3 separate regions of the Homo sapiens genome follow, and all the other regions are linked to region 2. Evidence: chromatin loops called from intact Hi-C (ENCODE). Cell type or tissue: PC-9. All regions are shown on one strand. Region 1 holds the start of CIT (citron rho-interacting serine/threonine kinase). Region 2 holds the start of LOC112268087 (a long non-coding RNA gene). Region 3 overlaps CIT (citron rho-interacting serine/threonine kinase).

Evidence for each region. Hi-C counts contacts between places; a loop is a spot of excess contacts. Peaks named below come from ENCODE experiments on the same cell type or tissue, not always from the same donor. Only the 100,000 strongest peaks of a DNase experiment are listed, where the experiment ranks them.
Region 1: a loop joins it to region 2, with 6 times the contacts of the local background. A loop is called at or near these places in 2 of 110 quality-filtered maps.
Region 3: a loop joins it to region 2, with 17 times the contacts of the local background. A loop is called at or near these places in 2 of 110 quality-filtered maps.

Annotation. Positions count from the first base shown.
Region 1 is chr12:119,873,833-119,881,832 of GRCh38, reverse strand. It overlaps CIT (citron rho-interacting serine/threonine kinase), which reads left to right and starts at 4,513. Exons shown (of 48, transcript NM_001206999.2): 1 at 4,513-4,584; 2 at 5,652-5,760. The coding sequence starts at 5,665. RefSeq lists a silencer at 4,754-4,833 and an enhancer at 5,064-5,123. In PC-9, no CTCF peak of the experiment used is centred here; a DNase peak (open chromatin) is centred at 4,392; H3K4me3 peaks cover 1,769 bases.
Region 2 is chr12:119,935,074-119,943,073 of GRCh38, reverse strand. LOC112268087 (a long non-coding RNA gene) reads right to left here and starts at 3,683. Exons shown (of 4, transcript XR_002957391.2): 1 at 3,474-3,683. In PC-9, a CTCF peak has its summit at 4,780; a DNase peak (open chromatin) is centred at 1,963; H3K27ac peaks cover 399 bases.
Region 3 is chr12:119,800,614-119,808,613 of GRCh38, reverse strand. It overlaps CIT (citron rho-interacting serine/threonine kinase), which reads left to right. Exons shown (of 48, transcript NM_001206999.2): 10 at 5,225-5,408. Among named protein-coding and RNA genes, the nearest start is that of CIT, 73 kb to the left of the region's middle. RefSeq lists an enhancer at 3,736-4,287. In PC-9, a CTCF peak has its summit at 4,031; no DNase peak of the experiment used is centred here.

The DNA of each region.
Region 1 (8,000 bases), 61 kb after region 2:
GAACTCCTGACCAACTTCAGGTGATCCTTATGCCTTGGCCTCCCAAAGTGCCAGGATTACAGGCATGAGCCACCATGCCCGGCCTCCATTTCAGTTTAAAACCTCAAATGGAACACCATTGGAATGAGAGAAAGTGAGGGGAAAGAAGAGAAAAGGACAGAAGAAAGTGGAGAGGAAATCAAGTTGTATGTCCTTTGCTTGTGTATAGTGCTTGGGAATCTCTTCCTTTTGTATACCCATCTTCACTTAAGGCTCCAAATATGAAAACACGAAACACTTATTTTAGAATTCAGTCCTTACTTAAGCCGAGTATAACCCATACTCCCCAGTCTCCTTCTGTTAAATTACTTAGCCATCACCCTCTTTGGTTTCACCATAGTAGATCACAGAGCAAGGACTGGAAGGCCCATTCTGAGGTATCCACTTTGCATCTGAGCCAGTGTGAGAGTGGGTCCTCTCCATAGGGACGGACTCTTGTTAACAAAGATTGATAATAAAGCCACATTGTCAGTTTATTAACTTACAATGAAAAATACACTTTGACATTTGGTTAGTAGTATATTTGCCCTTTCTAGGCAAGTGGTTCATGACATTGGCTGCACATTGGGGTCACTTGGTGTATTAGTCTGTTTTCACACTGCTGATAAGGACATACCTGAGACTGGGCATTTACAAAAGGAAGAGGTTTAATGGACTTGCAGTTCCACATGGCTGGGGAAGCCTCACAATCATGGCAGAGGGCAAGGAGGAGCAACTCACATCTTATGTGGATGGTGGCAGACAAGAGAAGAGGGCTTGTGCAGAGAATCTCCCCCTTATAAAACCATCAGATCTCATAAGACTTATTCTCTATCATGAGAACACCACAGGAAAGACCTGCCACCATGATTCAATTACCTCCCACCAGGTCCCTCCCACAACACGTGGGAATTCAAGATGAGATTTGGGTGGGGCCACAGCCAAACCATATCACTTGGGGAGCTTGATCAACTTCCAATTCCTAGGCTTGATCCTGGAACAGTGAAATGAGGATCTCCAAGGATGGGGCCCAGGTATCAATGTTATTTTAAAGCTTCCCAGGTGATCTCAGTGTGAATGCAAGGTTGTGAACCACTGCTTCTGGAATACCTGCACCATGAGAAGGTATAATAAATGGTGTGTGTAGAATCAGAAGGCAATTCATTTGTAAATTCAGTACACTTCTATTGAGAGCCTGCAAAGTTGATTGTTGGTAGGCTGGAAAGAAGTAATTAAATTGTAATCAAATGCACATGGAGTTAGATTTCATCATTTAGTCCACAAATATTTATAAATATTATGTGCTAGGTGCTGGGATAAACATAAGTCAATACAGTTTGGTGGTTATCAAAATGGGCTTTAGAATGAAAGAACCAACTGATGTCCTGGCTCCACTGTTTACTAGTATGTGACTTAATTTCTCTAAGCTTGAATTTCTCTGCTGGTAAAATGGGGTTGCTAACAATAATGCCTACTTCAGAGGCTTGCTTAAGAATTATGTCAAATGATGCAGTGTTTCCCAAATTTCAAGATTTGTTCTAAAGCTATACCCATGTACAACCTGTACTACTGTTTACTTAATATTTCCTTTACTGGCTCATTTTTTCTTCTTAAATATTTCCTTTGGTCTCACTCCAAGTGGTATCATCTATAAAATACTTGGTTGGATGGGCTAGCTATAGTTTTTCTAACATATAGTAAAATATATAATTTAACAAATAAGTGACTTTTTTTGCCACTTGAAAGTGTTGCTCATACCAGTTGTGGGGACACATCTTTGGGAAACAGGGAATATCTGGGATATTTGCCTCTGAGCCAGCGTGAGAGTGGCTCCTTTCCATAGGGGTGGATGCTAATAATAGTGCCTACTTCAGGGGCTATTGAAGGCTTGCACCTAGAAACCTAGAAAGCACTCAGCCAATGATAATTATTCTTTTTTTTTTTTACCGAGTCTCACTGTCTCACCCAGGCTGGAGTGCAGTGGCAAGTGAGATCTCAGCTCACTGCAACCTCCGCCTCCCAGGTTCGAGTGATTCTCCTGCTTTACCCTCCTGAGTAGCTGGGATTACAGGCACCTGCCACCTCGCCAGGCTAATTTGTATTTTTAGTAGAGATGGGGTTTTACCACATTGGCCAGTCTGGTCTCAAATTTCTGACCTCAAGTGATCCACCAATCTTGGCCTCCCAAAGTGTTGGGATTACAGGCATGAGCCATTGGGTCTGGCCAGTTATTTTCTTTATATAGAAGTTTCTGGGCTGGGCGCAGTTGCTCACACCTGTAATCCCAGCACTTTGGGAGGTCGGGGCAGGATGATTGCTTGAGTACAGGAATTTGAGATCAGCTTGGGTAGCATAGGGAGACCCCATCTCTACAAAAAAAAAAACCCAAAAAAACAAAAAAACAGCCAGGCATGGTGGTACATTCTTGTGGTCCCAGCTACTGGAAGGGCTGAGGTGGGATGATCACTTGAGCCTGGAGAGGTGGAAGCTGCAGTAAGCCGTGATTGTGCCACTGAACTCCAGCTTGGGTGACGGAGTGAGATTCTGTCTAAGAAAAAAGAAAAAAAAAGAGGTGCTTGATAAATAGTAGCTATCCATTATTGGCCCCGGGAACAAGAAGTAAGTTATGTTTGGGGAAGGAAAAAAGAACAAATGTGTATTAAGCAAGCCTGTAGCTCTAATTATGTGCTGGTGTGCGTGTGTGTGTGTGTGTGTGTGAGAGAGAGAACACATCTCCAGTTCTGTCTACTGTAGAATTAGGAGAGTACAAAAAGGACTTTACATATATAAATAGAACATACACACACACACATGCGTGCACACATATACACACAATTTAATCATTATGAAACCACATCCATATTGTTGCTACCTAGGTTAAGAAATAGATCACAGCAGCACCCCAACACCCTGAAAGGCCTCCATCCCAACCCCAGGTAACTACTATTCTGGCTGTTGCTTTCTTTATGGTTTTGTCATTACTTTAAACAATGACAAAAACTGCAATGATTTGCATCAACCTAATACATCCCTCCTTAAACAATGTTGCTTTGTTTTGTCCTGTTTTGGAACTTATAAGAATGGAATCATAATGGAATCATATGTTATTTTCTTGCTTCCTTCATTAGGCCTTGTTTTGAGACTCATTATGTCATTGTGGTTAGTTGCAGTTTATTCTTTTTCATTGCTTGTGAAAACACTGCAATATACAATTTTGTCTTTTCTACTGCTGATGGACATTTATATCACTTCCAGTTTTTTGCGAACACTATTTTGTATTCTTATACACATCTCTTGGTGTACATAAGTAGGAGTTTCTCGCCGGCGTGGTGGCTCAGGGCCTGTAATCTCAGCACTTTGGGAGGCCGAGGTGGGCAGATCACTCGAGGTCAGGAGTTCAAGACCAGCCTGGACAACACGGTGAAACCCCATCTCTACTAAAAATACAAACAATTGGGCATGGTGGCATGCACCTGTAATCCCAGTTACTTGGGAGGATGAGACAAGAGAATAGCTTGAACCTGGGAGGTGGAGGTTGCAGTGAGGCGAGATCGTGCCATTGCACTCCAGCCTGGGAGACAGAGCAAGACTCCATCTCAAAATAAATAAATAAATAGGAGTTTTTCTTAGGTAGAGAAACTACACCTAGCAATAGTCATAGAATGCACAAATCTTCAATGTTAGCAAATAATGCCAAACTTTTTTTTCAAATTTCAAAGAGATTGTATCCATTTACACGCCTACGGGTACTGTATAAGTGTGTGTACTTCCACATCTTCGCAAACACTGTCACATCCTTTTGTTGTTGTTGTTCTCGAATTTGAGTGTTATTCTTTCTCACTGTGACTTTATTTTTCATATTTTCTGATTATGAACGAGGTTGACAACTTTCACACATTTGTTGGTCATCTGGATTTCCTTTTTGGTGAAGTGCCTGTTTAAGTATCTCGTCTATAATTTATTTTAAAGTGTCCTTTCAGACAGTCTCAATGACTGTCACCAACTCCTTGCAGGGCAGTCAGCCCGGAGATAGAGTAATCAAGGTAGGTTGAAGTCAAGCTCAAAACATTCGCTGCCTCAGCTGTAGCAGAGGACCACTGGGCTTCCCCAGGTAACAAGTACTTCTACCTTAGCCACATGAGAGAGAAAGAAGACCAGGCAGAGCAGCCTGGCTGCCTTCCTCCTTGCAGGTGGCCGAGAGCAGGGGACAGCGCCCTGGCGACCTCCTCAGGGATCCTAGATTAACAGTCGCGTCCTCAAACGCAGCATCCTGCGTAACCGCCAATTTCAAACTTCCAAGACCTGCCCTGCTGATTTTGCCCTTCCCTTTTTCCCGTTGGTCGCGAGTCAAAGGAAGATGCAATTTGATTGGCTCTCCCCTTCACTTTCCTCCATGCCTTTAGGGACATGGGCGGGGCCTGGCTGAGACGCCCATGTCTATCATAGGAGCGGAGACGCTGATTGGTCCAAACACGGCTGAGACCCGCCCGCGCCGTTCCTCGGGTTCAAACGCGGCGGCGGGAGGCGCGGGGCGGAACAGATCGCAGACCTGGGGGTTCGCAGAGCGTGAGTCTGATCCCCCAGACCCAATTCTACCGCACCCGGCTCTGCAAGGCCAGGGGAGGGCCGCCTCCACCCATACAAGTCCCGGGTTTCCCTCCCGCCCCGGGGAGGGCGGCGATTCCACCCCCAGGGCTGCGGGAGGCCTGGAGGGTCTTCCGGGGCTAGCTGTGCGCGCGCCCACCTTCCTTGGGAGCCGAGGGGTCAGCCGAGTGGTGCTGGGGCAGGAGGCTTGCTCCTCCCCTAAACCAGGCGGAGTGCTTTGTCTCTTCAGCTCTGCCTCCTGTCAGCACTAACTGCATTATTCTGCCCAGTGTAGTCGGCCGGTTCCTTATTATCTGCGTGAACTTAGCCATTTACTTAACCTCTCTGTTTCAGCGTATTCATACCCCGTGCCCACCCCATCACCTCATGATGCCCCCGCCTCTTTCGCTCTGCTCCAGTCCGTCTGGCCTCGCTGTTGCTGGAGAGGCCAGGTCCTGCCTCAGTGCTTTTGGCTTGGCTGTTTCGTTTGCCACGGATGTCTTTCTTTCCCCAGATATCAACATGGCTTGCTGGTCATTCGCTTCAGGTCTTCAAGTCTTGGGTCAAATGGTGGCTTCTCAGTGAAGTCTTATTTGACCACACTAAAAATTGCACCATCTCACCCCCATTGTCCTTTTCTTGCTCGATTTTGTTTTTACCCCATAGCACTTAACACCTTACAACAAGCTATATATTTTGCTTATTTCAGTCATTCATTTAATAACTATTCGCACCTATTTGTGTGCCAGGCTATGTGTGCCCCCACTGCATGGGGGCAAACATCTCTGCCCTTGTGGAGCTTCCATTCTAAGGGGGGAGATAATAAACACATTTATAAGTAAGAGAGTATGTCAGATAAGTGTATCATCTCCTGTCACAGTGAGTTAAAATCTGGTGTTTAATCTCCATGATTAGACTGAGCTTCCTAAAACTGGAGTGGTAGCTGATTTTCACCTCCTTGTCCCTGATATCTTGAGGGAGATCAGGATCTCTCAGGCCCTTCCTGCTCAAAACATAGGACACACTTGACTTTTCTGATATCCTTTCAGCGCCAGTGGGGAGATGTTGAAGTTCAAATATGGAGCGCGGAATCCTTTGGATGCTGGTGCTGCTGAACCCATTGCCAGCCGGGCCTCCAGGCTGAATCTGTTCTTCCAGGTAACAGCCTACCCTGCCAACTTTGCTCACCTGTGTGTGTCCTTGGAATCTCCTTGTCACTCACCTTTGCTTTTATTTATTTGTTTATTTATTTAGAGTCTCAGTCTCTCAGGCTGGAGTACAGTGGTGCAATCTCAGCTCACTGCAACCTCCGCCTCCTGGGTTCAAGCGATTCTCCTGCCTCAGCCTCCAGAGTAGCTGGGACTACAGCCGCCTGCCACCACACCCGGCTAAATTTTGTATTTTTCTTTTTAGTAGAGACGGGGTTTCACCATGTTGGCCAGGCTAGGGTCGAACTCCTGACCTCAAGTGATCCACCTGCCTTGGCCTCCTAAAGTGCTGGGATTACAGGCATGAACCGTGCCCAGCTTGCTTTTATTATAGGACCAGGGATAATATTTTAGGGGAAATTCTGTTTTGTTTTGTTTGAAACAAGGTCTTCTGTCGACTCTAGGCCTGTGCCACCATGCCTGGCTAATTTTTTAATTTTTTGTAGGGATGGGGTCTCACTGTGTTGCCCAGGCTGATATAGAACACCTGACTTCAAGTGAGCCTCTTGCCTTGGCCTCCCAAAGCACTGGGGTTATAGGTGTGAGCCACTGCACCTGGCCCTCTATTTAGAGTTTTATATGCACTGATTCTTTTGGAAAAAAGACACTGTGCAGAAGTAGATAGCTGAACTTGCCTTAGAAGGGAGATCTTTTCATATTTCTCACACTTTACACTTCTGTACTAAAGTTTATTCATTCATTGATTGATTGGTTGCTTGCAAGACAGGGTCTTGCTCTGTGGCTCAGGCTGGAGTGCATTGGCACAATCACGGCTTACTGCAGCCTTGACCTCCTGGGCTCAAACGATCCTCCCACTTCAGCTTCCTGAGTAGCTGGGACCACAGGTGTGTGCCACCATACCTGGCTAATTTTTGTATTTTTTGTAGAGATGAGGTTTCACCATGTTGCCCAGGCAGGTCTCGAATTCCTGGGCTCAAGTGATCTACTTGTCACAGCTTCTGCAAGTGTTGGGCTTACAGGCATAAGCCCCTGTACCAGGGCAAGTTTGTCCTTTTATTGAAGAAAGAAAAATAAATGAACAAAGATGCTTTTTAAAACTACAATTTCTGTGGGTATAATCCTATTCATTTTCATTGCAGGGATGTTTATTTTTTAAGATTTTTTTTTTTTTTTTTTGAGACAGAGTCTTCGCTGTCGCCCAGGCTGGAGTGCAGTGGCGCGATCTCGGCTCACTGCAGGCTCTGCCCCCCGGGGTTCACGCCATTCTCCTGCCTCAGCCTCCCACGTAGCTGGGACTACAGGCGCCCGTCACCTCGCCCGGCTAATTTTTTGTATTTTTAGTAGAGACGGGGTTTCACTGTGTTAGTCAGGATGGTATTTTTTAAGATTTTAAAAAAAGTTTTGATGAATACCACACCTGTTTAACCCTCATTCCTCTCAAGATACACATTTCTGTCACCCCAGATGCGTTAAAACTTAATATCATAAGATTACTTCCAAATAGATTTTTAATTCTTTTGTTTCTGATGTATGTGGAACACTGGTGAAGTAGAAATCCTTGTTTGATTTATGTATTCGTAAGTCAGGGGGACAATAGAGACCATGAAGATTTAGAATTGAATCCCAGTCCCAGCACTAGTTAGCTGCATTACTTTGGGTGAGTCAGTTACCTTTTCTGAGTCCATTTGCTATTCTTTAAAATAGGTTGTAGCCTGTAATGCCAGTATTTTCGGAGGCTGAGGCGGGCGGATTACTTGAGGTCACGGGTTCGAGACCAGCCTGGACAACGTGGTGAAACCCTGTCTCTACTAAAAATATAGAAAATTAGCTGGGCATGGTGGTCGCATGTACCTGTAATCCCAGCTACTTGAAAAGCTGAAGCAGGAGAATCATTTGAACCCGGGAGGCGGAGGTTGTCGTGAGCCGAGATGGTGCACTGCACTCCAGCCTGGGCGACAGAGTGGGTAAGACTCCATCTCAAAACAAAACAAAACAAAAGAAAACAAAAAAAATAACATAGAGGTTGTAGTACCTAATCCACAGGGTTGTTGTGAGGATTAGATGAGATATTCGATTTAAAGCACTTAGCACCTTGCCTGGCTCTTAGTAAACTCCTTATAAAAAATGGTAATTATTGTTAATACTCAGCATAGAATAGTATTAGTTATAATATTAATACTAAATTTGTTTCCTTAATAGTAATTATATTTGGGAAGGTAGTTATGTAGG
Region 2 (8,000 bases):
TGACTTTCCTGGCTGGGTGTGGTGGCTCACACCTGTAATCCCAGCACTTTGGAAGGCCAAGGTGGTTGGATCACTTGAGGTGAGGAGTTCGAGACCAGCCTGGCCAACATGGGCGAAACCCTGTCTCTACTAAAAATACAAAATTAGCCGCACGTGGTGGTGAGTGCCTGTAATCCCAGCTACTCGGAGGCTGAGATAGGAGAATTGCTTGTATCTGGCATGCGGAGGTTGCAGTGAGCCGAGATCGCACCACTGCACTCTAGCCTGGGTGACAGAGCGAGACTCCATCTCAAAAAACGAAACAAAACAAAACAAAACAGAACAGAACAAAACAAAACAGACTTTCCTTGCCCAGTCAACAGATGCAGGCTACCTCGGGAAGGGCATGGCCTTGGGCTGGGCAGGGCTGTACAGCTGAGGCTGACCTTGAAGGAGGTGACAGCTGCAGTCTGTCTACTGACTGCACTCCCTGCAGTCCCTGGACAGCAAGTCCTCCCTTGAGGGGGCATGTGGGTGGCCCAGCTCTGTGGCCAGCACAGGGATCACGTGGCAGTTGCCCACAGTAACAGCTAGCTTGATAACACACTTTTTTGAGACAGAGTTTCGCTCTTGTTGCCCAGGTTGGAGTGCAATGGTGCGATCTCAGCTCACCGCAACCTCTGCCTCCCGGGTTCAAGTGATTCTCCTGCCTTAGCCTCCTGAGTAGCTGGGATTACAGGCATGTGCCACCACACCCGGCTAATTTTTTTTATTTTTAGTAGAGACAGTGTTTCTCTATGTTGGTCAGGCTGGTCTTGAACTCCTGACCTCAGGTGATCTGCCCGACTCGGCCTACCAAAGTGCTGGGACTACAGGCATGAGCCACACTCTTATTGGCTGCCTTTCTTTCCTTATCTTATTTTCCTACTCCCCTACAAGGTGCTTCCTTCACTTCCCAAATAAACTAACCCAAATCCTTGTCTCAGGATCTGCTTCTGGGGGAGCTAAAACCAAGACATATCCAACTTGCCTTCAGAATCATGTTCCTAGGGGCAGGGCTGTTGGTTTCTGGTTTTGTAAATTTACTTTTCCTGAGTTGCATAGACTTAGGGTAACTTAAGTCCTGTTTTTTCTCAACACAATTCCTGTTTAATATGTGGCCTTGGTGTTCCATTCCCTAGATGTTCCCTTTTGTCTTAAGAGTATCCTGGTTTGGCTGGGCACGGTGGCTCATGCCTGTCATCCTATCACTTTGGGACGCTGAGGTGGGCGGATTGCTTGAGCTCAGGAGTTCAAGACTAGCACGGGCAACATGGTAAAACCCTATCCCTACAAAAAATACAAAAAAATTAGCCAGGCATGGTGGTGCACGCCTATGGTCCCAGCTACTTGGGAGGCTGAGGCAGGAGGATTGCTTGAGCCCAGGGGATCGAGGCTGCAGTAAGCCAAGATCATACCACTGCACTCCAGCCTGGGCAACATAGCAAGATGCTGTCTCAAAAAAAAAAAAAAAAAAGTATCCTGGTCTGGATGACACATTTTTTTCCCCCTTTCTTTCCACAGGTGTCGATGGATGACACTGTTTTTTTTTTTTTAGACAGAGTTTTTGCTCTTGTTGCCCAGCCTGGAGTGCAGTGGGGCAATCTCGGCTGACGGCAACCTCTGCCTCCTGGGTTCAAGCAATTCTCCTGCCTCAGCCTCCCAAGTAGTTGGGATTACAGGGACCTGCCACCACTCCTGGCTAATTTTTCTATTTTTAGTAGAGACGGGGTTTCACCATGTTGGCCAGGCTGGTCTTGAACTCCTGACCTCAGGTGATCCATCTGCCTCAGCCTCCCAAAGTGGTGGGATTACAGGCGTGAGCCACTGAGTCCGGCCCCGATGACACATTTTATAATCATCCTACAACTGTTTGAAGTGAGTGATCCTTGGTCAGATACATGGACAAGGAAAAGTGGTTAGTTTTGATTTGAATGCCATCAACTCATTGTTTACTTTGGGTGAATCATCCCATTGTAGAGCTGGAAGCAGCTTTTGGAACTGGCTATTCCATGGACTCTCCACCTTGTTTTCTGTTACGCTGCACATGGTCAGGCATTCATATGCATAACACTCCCAGGGGAAGTCTTAATATGCCAGCTGTAACTCTGCTCCTTTTTCTCCCGGTAGGGAAAGCATATTAAATGCTGGCAAGAATTAGGTTGGTATAGGGATAATGTATTATTTAAAAATATATGAATCATCCTCCAGCTAATGGTACTTTAACCATTACCATCAGATCACTCATGGCACAGGTCATGACCGATCGAATTTGAGAACAGCTGATCTCTTCTCAAATCCTTGAATTACATGAAAAAAATCGTCTAGCCTCATGGTGTCTTCATTTTCTCACCTGGAAATGGGGATGGTAAAATCTCCTTCTCTGTCTGGTTGGGATGTGGCAGAAGGCAAATGAGATAATGATTGTGAAAGCCTGGGGAAGTATAAAACCTTAAAGGAATGGAGGCGGTGTGGTGGCCACGAGGCAGCTGCATCTACTGAGTTTGCAAGCGTCACACCAGGATTTACACAGTAGGCTCGCAGGGGAATTGGATCCATCTAGTTTGCACAGGGATTCTCTCCTCAAGACATTTACAAGTCAAAATTTTACCAGTGCTCCTGGTCATTACATAAATTCTCTACATCTTTGTCAAGATGTGTTAGTCAGCGGCCGAGCGCAGTGGCTCACGGCTGTAATCCCAGCACTTTGGGAGACAGAGGCAGGTGGATCACAAGGTGAAGAGATCGAGACCATCCTGGCCAACATGGTGAAACCCCGTCTCTACTAAAAATACAAAAATTAGCTGGGCGTGGTGGCGCGTGCCTGTAGTCCCAGCTACTCTGGAGGTTGAGGCAGGAGAATTGCTTGAACCCGGGAGGCAGAGATTGCAGTGAGCCAAGATCGCACCACTGTACTCCAGCCTAGCGGCAGAGCAAGACGCCGTCTCAAAAAAAAAAAAAAAAAAAAAAAGATGTGTTAGTCAGAACCCTACAGTTGCAAGATACAGAAATCCAATATACATTAGCTTGAATAAAAAGTGAGAATTGGGGCCAGGTGCAGTGGCTCATGCCTGTGATCCCAGCACTTTGGGAGGCCGAGGGGGAGGATTGCTGGAGGAGTTTGAGACCAACCTGGGCAACGTAGCAAGACCCCACCTCTACAAAATTTTTTTTTAATTAGCTAGGCATGGTGGCATGCACCTGCAATCCTAGCCACTAAGGAAGATAAGGTGGGAGGATCACTTGAGCCCATGAGTTTGGGGCTGCAGTGAGCCATGATCGTGCCACTTCACTCCATCCTGGGTGACAGAGTGAGACCCTGTCTATTAACAAAAAGAGGAGGGGGGGTATTTATTGGCTCACAAGAGGAAACTATGGGAATGTCCCGGTTGGAGCTAGCCACAGATGGCCAAACTCCAGACTTGAACATCACAAGGATTTTCTGTGCCACTTACCCATCCTGCTGTCTGTATACTGGTTTCATTTTCCTTAGAACAACTTCTTTCTTAGGTGGGGGCATGGCTCTTTGATGCTGGGCTTCCATACTTACAGCCTTGTGACCAGGGAGAAAAGATACCCTTTTCTCTGACCCTGGCCCCTCAGTCAGTTAACCTGACCCCTCAGGTTAAACTAGAAGAACTCTAGAGAAGCACTCTGATAGGCTCATCTTTGAACCAATCACTGCAGTCTAAGCCAGGTGAGACTGATGCCCACACCTCAAATGAATTATCCAGTTTCTCATGTACGAAGCTACTTCGAGGACTGTTGGCAGCTGGCAGCCATCACATCTGTGTCTATCACTTGGGGAAACTACAGTCTTATATATCATCAAACCTTTATTCCTAATGAATCTATTACACTTCTAGGACTATAAATAATAAATTCTCTCCCATTCCTCCAATGCAAATATTTTGAATATTTTAATGATTGCTTTCCAAAGCCTACTTTCAAAATCACCCGTCCAAGATTTGTGCCAATATATACTCCCACAAACAGATGGTGGTGGGCATCCTTGAATTATAAGCTGTCATTGATCTATACTGGTGGTTCTCAACTGAGGATTTTGCCTCCCCAGGGGACAATGGCAATGACTGCAGACTTTTTTTTTTTTTTGGCAGAATCTCTCTCCGTCGCCCAGGCTGGAGTGCAATGGTGCAATCTCGGCTCACTGCAACCTCCAACTCCTGGGTTCAAGCAATTCTTATGCCTCAGTCTCCTAAGTAGCTGGGATTATAGGTGTGCACCACCATGCCCAGCTCTTTTTTTTTTTTTTTTTTCAGACAGAGTCTCACTCTGTCACCCAGGCTGGAGTGCAGTGGTGCGACCTCACCTCACTGCAACCTCTGCCTCTCGGGTTCCAGTGATTCTTCTGCCTCAGCCTCCTGAGTAACTGGGATTGCATGCATGCACCATCATGCCCATCTAACTTTTGTATTTTTAGTAGAAATGGGGTTTTGCCATGTTAGCCAGGCTTGTCTTGAACTCCTGGCCTCAAGTGATCCGCCCGCATCAGCCTCCCAAAGTGTTGGGATTACAGGTGTAATCCCAGTTACTTGGGAGGCTGCGACAGGGGAATCGCTTGAATCCAGGAGGTGAAGGTTGCAGTGAGCCAGGATCGGGCTACTGCATTCCAGCCTGGGTGACAGAGCGAGACTCCATCTCAAAAAAAGAAAATGCCTCATTATTGGTAAAGGAATATAAAAATGTAAGAAAGTATTTATAAGTTGCCTGGTACAGAACTTTGAACCCAGTAGGTGCCACATAATTGTTGGATAGAAGTTTTTCCTGTGAGAACTGCTCCAGTAACAGCCACCAGATGGCAGCAAAGAGCAAGTTTCCCCTCAGAAGTTCCCTCTGGTTAGGCTATGGGGTTTGAAAGGGGGAAGAAAATGGTTGATTTCTTTTCTTTGCATTTTTGTTGTTGTTGTTGTTGTTTGTTTGTTTGTTTTTGAGATACAGTCTCGCTCTGTGGCCCAGGCCGGAGTACAGTGGCACGATCTGGGCTCACTGCAACCTCCGCCTCCTGGGCTCAAGCAATTCTCCTGCCTCAGCCTCCCGAGTAGCTGGGATTACAGGTGTGTGCCACCACGCCCGGCTATTTTGTATTTGTAGTAGGGATGGGTTTTCACCATGTTGGCCAGGCTGGCCTCGAACTCCTGACCTCGAGAGATCCACCCGCCTTGGCCTCCCAAAGTACTGGGATTACAGGCGTAAGCCACTGCACCCGGCCATAAATTTTTTGTAGAGAGGTGGTCTCCCTATGTTGCTCAGGCTGGTCACAAACTCCTGGGCTCAAGTGATTTTCTTGCCTCGGCCTCCCAAAGGGCTGGAATTACAGGCATGAGCCACCATGCCTGGCCCCTCCCTGATTGCTATCAAATTGATTCCCCATCGCTCACTCCTCCCCTCCTCCTCAACACTTTCCTACCTCAAACCCACTCATGTGTGTTTTTTTTTCTTTCTCCCAATTTCTACCATGGGAATGATTTCTTTAAAATGCACTGAGGGGCAAATTGAAAGTGACAACAATCTTTGTGTTCGGAGCCTGAAGTTAATGTGTTCTGGCAATGGGGATTAAACCTGAGAAATTCACAAAACATGTTTCAAGCAAAATGAGTGAAAATGGATGAGGTGATGGGAAAGAATGAAAATATTTAAACAGATTACTTACACCTTAAGTGCCTGTCCCAAGTGGGCCTTCCATCCACCCATCGTCTATTCTGCAAATATTTATTCCTGACTTGGGAATACAGACACAGTCTTAATCCTCATGGAAAAAGGGAAGACAAATATTAGAGAAGTAATTAATTACACATGTGATGTAGGCTAGGATGGGGAGGGGACCAGGACCATGGTGATGTGTAATGGGGTGACCTAATTTTTGGAAAGAGTCAAGACAGGCCTCTCTGGGAAAGTGATGTTTAAGGTGAGACTCAAGTATGAGTAAGAGTTGGCAAAGAAGGAAGGGGAGGGAGTGGGCTAAGCCCTCTAGGCTGAGGGAACAGGGTACTTGAAGGTCCAATGGTTTCCATGTAATTTTAGAGCACTCTGGTTGAGAAAATACATGACTAAAAGCTACCATGATTTAAGGACTCTTCAGATTCCTGTTTTATTTATTATAACATCATCCACACACTTTGAAAAATTCTTGGCTGGGTGCAGTGGCTCATGCATGCAATCATACTTTGGGAGGCCAAGGCTAGAGGACTGCTTGAGCCTAGGAGTTGGAGACCAGCCTGGGCAACATAGCAAGACCTTGTCTCTACTAAAAATAAAAAATTAGCCAGGTGTGATGACATGGTCTTGTAGTCCCAACTACTCGGGAGGCTGAGGTGGGAAGATCATTCATGCCCAGGAGTTTGAGTTTGCAGTGAGCTGTGATCATGCTGCTGTACTCCATGCTGGGCAACAGAGTGAGATCCTTTCTCAAAAAAAAAAAAAAAAAAAAAAGAAAGAAAGAAAAAGAAAAAAGTCTTATGTGGGTGTGCAGGAGGCAACATTTATTCAGTCTATAAATAAATGTGGTGATGGGTTGCATTAATTTCATAGAGTCCTTATGAATCTACAACCCCAGTCCATGGAATACACAGGACACAATCCCTGTCCTTAAGGGGCTGATAGTTTAGTCGGGACAATGGTTGCCCCTCCGTGCACTCCCTTTGTCTTAACACTTCAGGGCATCTCTTATGAAACATTTGCATGTTTGGTCACGTTTTTCTTGGATCTGTCCCTATTCCTCTGATCACTCTCTGTCACCTCATCTCCAACACTCATTAAACTAGAAGTTCCTAATTCAGATCCATGAACCCCCAAAAGGGGACAGTGGGTAGAACTCAGACATCCAGAGCCGGACGCGGTGGCTCACCCCTGTAATCCCAACACTTTTGGAGGCCGAGGCGGGCGGATCACGAGGTCAGGAGATCGAGACCATCTGGAGTTTGCAGTGAGCCAAGATTGCGCCACTGCACTCCAGCCTGGGTGACAGAGCAAGACTCCATCTCAAAAAAATAAAAAAAATAAAAAAAATTCAGACATCCAAAAACGTGGGAAAATCACTTCTCTATTTTCACAATTCTAACTGAAAGACAGCATTTCTCCTTCCATTGTGAATGCAGACAACAAACCACGCCTGTGATTTTTTTTTTTTTTTTTTTTTTGACACAGGGTCTTTCTCTGTTGCCCAGGCTGAAGCGCAGTGGTGTGATCACAGGTCACTGCAGCCTCCACCTCCCGGGCTCAAGTGATCCTCCCACCTCAGCCTCCCAAGTAGCTCAGATCACAAGCACACACTACCACACCCAACTAATGTTTTAACTTTTTGTAGAGTCAGGGGTCTCACCATGTTGCCAGGGCTGGTCTGGAACTCCTGGCAGTGCCTGTGATTTTGTCACCCGTAGAAGTCACAGATATTTGTACACTACATGTACAGCTGCTGCTGATGTCTCAAAATTAATGCTCATAGCTACTTTAAAATCATGGCAGTTTTTAGACTTGCTGCTAGATCTTATTATTTAGTTTGTTAATAGAGACACATATTGCTATAAAATGTGTTTATAGCAATTGTTTATAGCAATATAAAAACCATGTTGCTATATCCCAAGTTGGTTTTGTAAAGTATTTTGATAACTTGTATTTCAATATAATTGGTTCCTTTGTAACCCTGTGTGTTTTCTTTTTGGCATTTAAAGCTGTTATTCTGACCAGGAGTGGGTGCGGTGGCACACGCCTGTAATCCTAGCACTTTGGGAGGGCGAGGTGGGCTGATCATCTGAGATCAAGAGTTTAAGAACAGCCTGGCCAACAGGGTGAAACCCCATCTCTAAAAAAAATACAAAAAATTAGCTGGGCGTCATGGCGTGTACCTGTAATCCCAGCTACTCGGAGGCTGAGGCAGCAGGCTCGATTGAACCCGGAGGTGGAGTGTATTAGTCTGTTTTCATGCTGCTGATAAAGACATACCCGAAACTGGGAAGAAAAAGAGG
Region 3 (8,000 bases), 130 kb after region 2:
CTGGCTCTTATTCATCTCCCATTTCTGCAATCCATGGTGATGATTAAAAGTCTTAGGAGTTTTACGAGGCTCAGTATTTTTTTTTTTTAATATGCTAGTTCTTCATGAATACATTGGGTACTCTGAAGCATATCATTTCCTGGGTTTCCTGAAGTGGTATGTTGCGTGGAATGGCACATTAGGTCTAAATAATTATCCCCTATGTAAGGTTCTTGTTTTTCATTCATTCTCTTAAAAAATAGATATTAAACATTAAATAAGGACAGCCAGGTATTGTTTGAGGTGTTAGTGGGCTATGCTAAAAAATCAAAGGTGGGAATGAGGCAGCTGGAGCTCAAAGGAGCATGTTAGAAGGAGTCCCAAGAGGACAAATCCATTTGGTTCTTCTTTCCTTGTTTTTTTTCGAATATTTTTGAGGATGATAATTTTTTTCCCCTCAAAAGCTTTTAATGAATGTTAGGATTAAAAAAGAGAGAGAGAGAATTTATAGAAGAGAAATTAACTATAGCTCCTAAAATAGCTCTTTGTTTCTGAAAGCCTTGATTCTGCTATCTATTTTATAACTGAAACAAAAACAAAAACAAAAACAAAAAACAACCTCAAGAAGTTACTTGTATAGCCTCTGCCACTAAGGAGACTGTGTTCTGATGTTACCTCAAACAGGCTGATTTATTAAAATATTTAAAAATATATATGGAAATATTTTTTTCTATTTTTTTTTTTAGTGGCTTTTCCCAGTGAACAATAGGTCTTACTATATGATTTCTTATTTGTCATTAGTGAATGTGGTGGGTATGTGGCAGCTGGGGGAGCTGATGATTTCATAATACTGTATCAGAAATGATTAGTGTAGGTACTTATTAACATATTTCTCAGACAGAACAATCTTGACTTTTAAAACCTCTTCATTTAATTCAAACATCAAGTACCCTGTTTGTGGCCTGTGTTATGTTAGGTGCTCTCTTTACAAGACCTATTTTCTTGCTATTTAATTATATATTTGCTTAGCAAATATTTACTCTGCACCTACTAGGTACCTGGCACTGTGCTGTGTACTGAGGTGCCATGTGTACCTCCATCAACATAGACTCAAGATCAATATGATTTCAGTGAACTAAAAATACCTTTATTGAAGCAAAAAAAAATCACATTTTGTAAGGATCAAAAAAGAGACATTTTATATAAGGTACAAGAAATAGAAGAATTATATCCCCAAGATATATGTGATAACATACTTGTTAGTTTTTGGACGTGACCAGATTTTACACAATCCTTAAAAAATGCAGCAACCAGATTTTAAAGTAGTTCTCTAATCTCTCTTTCTGTGCCCCATTAGATGTATATTGGATCTTCTCATTCTGTCTTTGTCTTTTGACCTCTCATGTTTTCCGTCTCTTTGTCTCTGTGTGTTGCATTGTACACAAATGCTTCTTGAACTGTGGTGTGCACATGAATCACCTGGGGACCTTGTTACAACGTAGGTTCTGATTCCATGGGTATGGGGCAGGGCCTGAGATTCTTAGAGAATTAAATTCTAACCAGCTCCTGAGTGGTGGTGATAATGCCAGTGTGTAGACCATAGCTTAAGTATCAAGGTTCTATGTGATTCCCTCAGATCTAACTGCTAGTTCACTAAGTTTCTCTTCAGCTGTATCTAGTCTGCTATTTAACATATTCAGTGAATTTTTAACCTTAAATTCAAGAACAAGACTTTTTATTTATGGAAGTTCAGTTTGGTTCCTTTCAAATGTACCTGGTTCTTTTTCAAAGTGTCATGTTCTTTGATAAGAATTTCTACTAATTTACCTTGATAATAAAAATTTGTTTCATGGCTCATTTTAGATTGTTCTTTTATCTGCAGTTTTTGGAGGGCTAATTCTCCCATTTCTTGTATCTGTTGTTGCACCCGTAAGGTGTAGTTGTTGATTTTTACTTTTTAATTGTGAATTTATTTCTGGTAGGGATTGGAAGGAGGTTGTTGGGGTGGGGGTGGGGTGGGGAGAAAATCCTGTGTGCCCTGGGTTGCAAAAACACCCCTACAAGTTGTTCTCCACTTGCATCTGCCAGTGCTCCAAGGGCTCAGTGATCCTGGACCAGTAGTCATGTTAATTTCTTGAATTGTAACAGGATACTGTAAATGTGGACACTCTACCTGAGGTTACTGCTTCTTTCTATCTGCTTTATTTCCTTCCCACTGAAGGGCCCTGGACAAGGGTAAACATCTCATCACTTTCTGGGTGGCAGAATATTTCCAGTTCCCCCACTTCTTTTTGGCTTAAGGCTGTGGCTTTTTCCTCTGCCTGAATGTGGCCCTAAGAAGCCCTTCTTTTCAAACTTTCCTGTTGTACTTGACCGACTAGCTGTCTAGAGGTTTATATCCCTAGCTTTTAATCTTTGCTGTGAATATCTTACCTGTTACCAGCTAGTATATTTCACATTGACTTCTCTTTCCTTTTTTTTTTTTTTTTTTTTTTTTGAGATGGTGTTTCGCTCTTGTTCCCCAGGCTGGAGTGCAGTGGCACGATCTTGGCTCACTGCAACCTCCACCTCCCAGGTTCAAGCGATTCTCTTGCCTCAGCCTCCCAAGTAGCTGGGACTACAGGCATGCACCATCACATCTGGCTAATTTTTTTGTATTTTTAATAGAGATGGGGTTTTACCATGTTGGCCAGGCTGGCCTTGAACTCCTGACCTCAGGTGATCCACCTGCCTCGCCCTCCCAAGGTGCTGGGATTACAGGCATGAGCCACTGTGCCTGGCCTACTTCTTCTTCCTTTTAACTTGAAGATTATCTGCCCCTTTTTCTAATCTTAACCGCATTAAGCTGGCTTTGAGCATGGCAAGAGTTTTATAGATGAATCTTATTTTATAGTACAGGATTTCAAAATCATAATTATTTCACTGAGGGTGGCTTTTACTCTCCATTAATTATACTTCTCACTCAGAAATGGAATTCTATTTTGGTCTCCTAAAGATAAATTAGTATATAGTGGAAAGGAATTATAAAGTTCTGCTAGGAATTAAATGATATGATTAACACAAACATCCACATGGATGTGTCTCTGCCCTGTGCAGGAAAGATGAACATTCAGTACAGATTCTGCTCTATGTCACTAGCTTTCAAGACCTGCAGGTTCTCTCCTAAGCATGCAATTCCTGTGAGCAGTAGCAATAATAGCAGGTCATATTTGTGGAGTGATTACTGTATGCTAAGAACTGTGGTAAACACTTTTATATGGATTATTTTATTTAAACCTCCTAATAGTCCATTGAAATAGATATTGCCATGTTGAAAACTGAGGTTCAGAGAGGTTAAGTGACTTACCCAGTGTCACAGAACTAGTAAGTGGTGGAGCTGGGATTTGAACTGAGATTCCAGAACAATTGCCATTAACCACTTTGCTTCCATATTAGTATCATCTGCAAATCTCTCTCCATAAATTTCCTCAGTCTTTATCTGAGTTTCCTTATTTCAGGAAGGAAAACTTCTGTTTTTGATCCTTATGAAATACAATTTCCATTAAAACTTTTTTTTTTGCTATTAAAAAAGGTACCGGATAATTGAAACCAGATTGGATTTGAGCCTGTGTTGATGGAAGTACACATGGGATGTGGGCTGAAGTGTTCAATCTAATTTTTCTTTCCATCAGCTAATTTTTAAAGTATTAAGCAAGTAGATTCTGACACTAACAGGGAAGATTTAAATTCTCTTGAGAGACTGGAGGTGTTAAATAATTTTCTGGTAGTGCACATTTTACATCTTAAATCTTCCTCACTCTCCCACCTCATCTCAATGTACCTGAAGCTCTGGGAATGTTCTTTTGTACTTCTCAGGAACAGCCAGACCTCTGGCTTCATCTCCTCTCCCCTCCACATCCCTTTCCTGCTCCAATTACTTCCCAGCGCCACTTGGATGTTGTTGTCATCGGGGAACTTTGGAAACAGCCAGATTTTTTTGGAGTCTGTAAGCAGAAAACAGACTGCTTGCTGCTCATATCTGGCACCCAGCTTTGTCCAGAAAACGAGGAGTTAAAAAGAAGTCTGGGCTGTGAAGGGCTGTGACAACTGTCCTAGGGGGAGCTCTAGCGAGCCCTGGCGGGCAGTGACTCATGCTGCTCTGTCACTGGGATCAGCACTGGCCCCTGGCAGGCAGGCGGCAGCCAGGTGGGGTTCCAGCCAGAGCACGCACGCACGGAGCCGGGAGCATGCAGCCTGCACTGCGGGGGATGTGATGCTCGGCTCTAACTCGCCTGGCTGGCCCGCCACGGACGCCTCAGCTTGCAACCATGGTAACGTTTCTGGCGGGGGACACCCCCGGGAGCCCACCGCGATGGGCAGCCTCCTGGTGACTGATGGACGAGTGTCCACCTCCCAGACCGAGAGCGCTTAGTAGGTCGGAGGAAGTGGAGAGGATGTAACACGCCCCCAGCCGGGAGTGAAGCCCTGAGGAGGTAGGAGCCGCATATGTCCATCCGTGCATTCCCACCGTCAGCGCGCAGGGGTGCTGTAGATCACCGGTAGGAACTTTATTTGGCTGGTGCTTCATTATGCTGATTAAACTGCAGTGGATTTGATGGGCATGATTGCGCTGGGGAAGATGCATAATGAACTAAAAAAAAAAAAAAGTGGTTAATAAGATCTCGGAGTCGACTTGTCCGGGTATGAATGAAGTAGACTGCAGTGGTATCCTAACAGGAGTTCCAGAACCTCACACATCCCTTTTCCTGGTCCTTCCTCTTATCCCGGTTAATCCACGAAATGTAGAAGTTCCATCTTATTTCAACGATTAGTGCTAATCATTAATAATTTAGACCTGTCTGGAGGAGGGAATCCATAGGTTTAGGTCTCCTAGCATCCTGGCACTAGCCAGCAGCTGCTCTGTAGGAGCCTTCTGGAAACAGCAGGAAGGAGCGGCTTCCCCACGAGTTCCCCAAGTGCTTTCGTTGGCCCAAGTGCTTTCGTTGGCCCAAGTGACCTGTTTGAGTTTGCTCTTCAGTTTACCCCAGGCGGGAAGGCAGCCTGTCTGCGGGTTGGTGGCCATGTTGGCAGAGAAGGGGTTAATCTCTTGTTGCTGTAGGAGCCGAGGTTGCGAGCTAGATTGAAAGCAGGCGCTGCAGTGCCATCGCCAGCGCCGAAGGAGTAAGACGATCTTCTCCGCAACAGTGTTGAATCCGGCTGAAATTTTTTTTCCTCCCCGCCTCCTTTCTTGTTTTTCTTTAACCAGCTCCTCCCCCCTTCGTTCCCACCCTCAAGTCTGACGATGACACCTCCAATTTTGATGAACCAGAGAAGAATTCGTGGGTTTCATCCTCTCCGTGCCAGCTGAGCCCCTCAGGCTTCTCGGGTGAAGAACTGCCGTTTGTGGGGTTTTCGTACAGCAAGGCACTGGGGATTCTTGGTAGATCTGAGTAAGTGAAAATTTGACTTTCTAAAGGGACCTGCATTGATGCAAGGCTTTTGGAGCCAAAGGTGGTGGTGGGGGGGTGGGGGAATAGGTGGGGGGAGTGCAGTGGAGGGAAGCTGCTAGTCACCTGCATTGGGAAAGCAGTCTACCTGTTAGGGCTTTGCGGGGGTAGCCTGTTAATATTCTCATTTTGCAGTGTGTAAGGTACCTGTTCCTGTCTGTGGTATGATAATTGTCAATTGGGTACTTTGGGTTAGTTTTCCAATCTTTGGTCTTCTTTAAAGGGGAGAGAGTGGGAGATTTCCAGCAGTGCAGATCCCCGGTCAAAGGAGAAATGTGCAGGAGTTAAGATGAGCTGCCCATCTATCTAACCATCTATGTATCTGTCTCTCAAGTGGGTGGATGGGGGTTGCTATCTTGGCTGTATAAAGAATCCTAAAAACCTTGTCTCATAAGCTAGAGGTTTCCTGATGGGTTTAACTGAGCTGCAAGTGGCTGAACCAGAGCTCTAACAGAGAGATGGTGCTCGGCTCCTCTCCAAGTATGCTGCAAGATCAGGGATCTGGCAGCTGAGCCTCTCTGAGCTGGTGGAGCGCTGGCAGCCAGAGAAAGCCCCGTTACTGTGAGCCACCAGGAGGGAGTGTGATGTAGCCGAGTCATTGATTCACAGAAACTGGGCTTCATAGGGGGAAAAAAAACCAGGAGACTAGAAAATGGAAATATAAATATCACTGTAAACCTCTTGATCTGGTAGGTCTTTCTCCATTCTCATAAAAGCTATTGAAAAATGCATTAACAGAGCACTTGGAATTAGAGGGTCGAGGCTTCCAGGAGCCTCCTGGAATTTCTGTAAAATGCAGTAGCTTCTGTGGATGTGGGAGGTCAGTATCTTGCCTCATTCTCTCATGATACAATGACATTCTGTTTTCAGAGGAGTGAGTTCCCCAGAAGATCTTGGACTGATGGTGTTATTTGCCAGCCACCCTGGTCCCTGCACTTTCAGGTTCTCAGAGGGTAATGTTGGGTTAGTTGCTGCCCACTTAGGAGACGAGCAGAATTTGATATTCTTCTTGGCAGCATCTTTCCCTCTTTGTGGTATTTGTAGCTTAGATATCGATTTATAGGGATGTTATGTTGGTTCCTGGATGGTGTCTCCCTATGGGTGCTATTTTGACAGTAACGTTCCTGAAAAGATTTCAGAGTGTTGTGGGGAATTGGGCATTTGATACGAAATAAGGTTGTGGGCTGTGATTGAATGTGAGGGAGGTTTTTATGTTGCAAGATGTTGAAGTGGTCTTTCTTGATCCCCTCTCTGGGGGCTGGGTTTCAAATTCAGGTTGGATTTTGGTAGTGTTAGATGTGCCTCTCTGTCTGATTTGCTCCACAACCCCAAAGCAATCTGGATGGTGGTGGGAGAGGCAGAGTGCTAACTAGCTGTTGAATGTGCCATCAGATGGGTTTGAAACGGCTCAGCAGGATTGGGAGGTTTTGCCATTGGCATCAAAGAGCAGGGCAGAAGCGGAGGCCTGATGTTGAAGGATGCATGGTTAGTGGGCAGTATAACCTTGACACACGCAGCACACTGAAGGTCACACGTCGTACTGGAAGGACGTGTGGAGAGTTCTAGTTCTGGTTAGCAGTGGGCTGGCTGGGTCAGAATGCAAGCTTGCTTGGGTGTTGGTCAGTGATCTGAAAGACGAGGGAGGATTCGAGGGAGTTAGATTTCAGGGGAAAAGGCAGAATGATATGGGAGATCTTAGGCATTGCAATTAATCTGAAGCAGTGTGTGATTAATTGCTTATTTTTCAGGAAGACTTGAACGACATCTTTCTGTTTCTCACAGAAAGCTCAGTTTAGGGAGCTCTCTGACAGGGACATCTCAGTATTAAGGCTGAGGCACTCGATAAATATTTGTTGATTTAATTTACCTATGATCCTTTCCTCCAGAAGTGTTTATATTGCTTATTGTATTTGAAGATGTGCTATCTCACCTCTGGTAGTTTAAACTATATCCTTAGAGCACAAAACGAGCTGCTGTTCCTGACCCAACAGAATGTTTAATAAGATTCTTATTTCAAAAAAGGTCCATGCAAATAAAACTGTGTATTTCTTATTTGGACGATGGCATCAGAGTATTCCTATCATTGGGGAACTTTAACGTTTTTTCAAAGCTTGGCAACGGGGTTGGAATCAGAAAGATTTTCTTTCATCTTGCGTCTTGTTATGTGTTATTGCTATTGGACTTGGCTACTCTGCTGTAGGCAGCCCTGTGGGTGATACCTACAAGCATCATTTTAGAAATTCATCCACCTGTTGGATGTAGATGACCCTGGACATATCAGATTGTGATTAATTAGAAATCTAATAAAAGAGAGGCAGTGATGAAATTACTTAGCAGCTCCTGCAGTTTTATTGACAAAATTTACTTGGAGAGAGGGGGAGACATTTTCTGGGGGTACCACCTTTGCTGCCAGCGACCCTGTGTTTCTTCCTGAGTTTCTTTTTCTTTTCTCACCGTTTTCAGCATCACAGGTTTTTATTTACACACATTGATTACCTGTGCTGTTACTCATTCTTCACACCACTGAGGAAATTG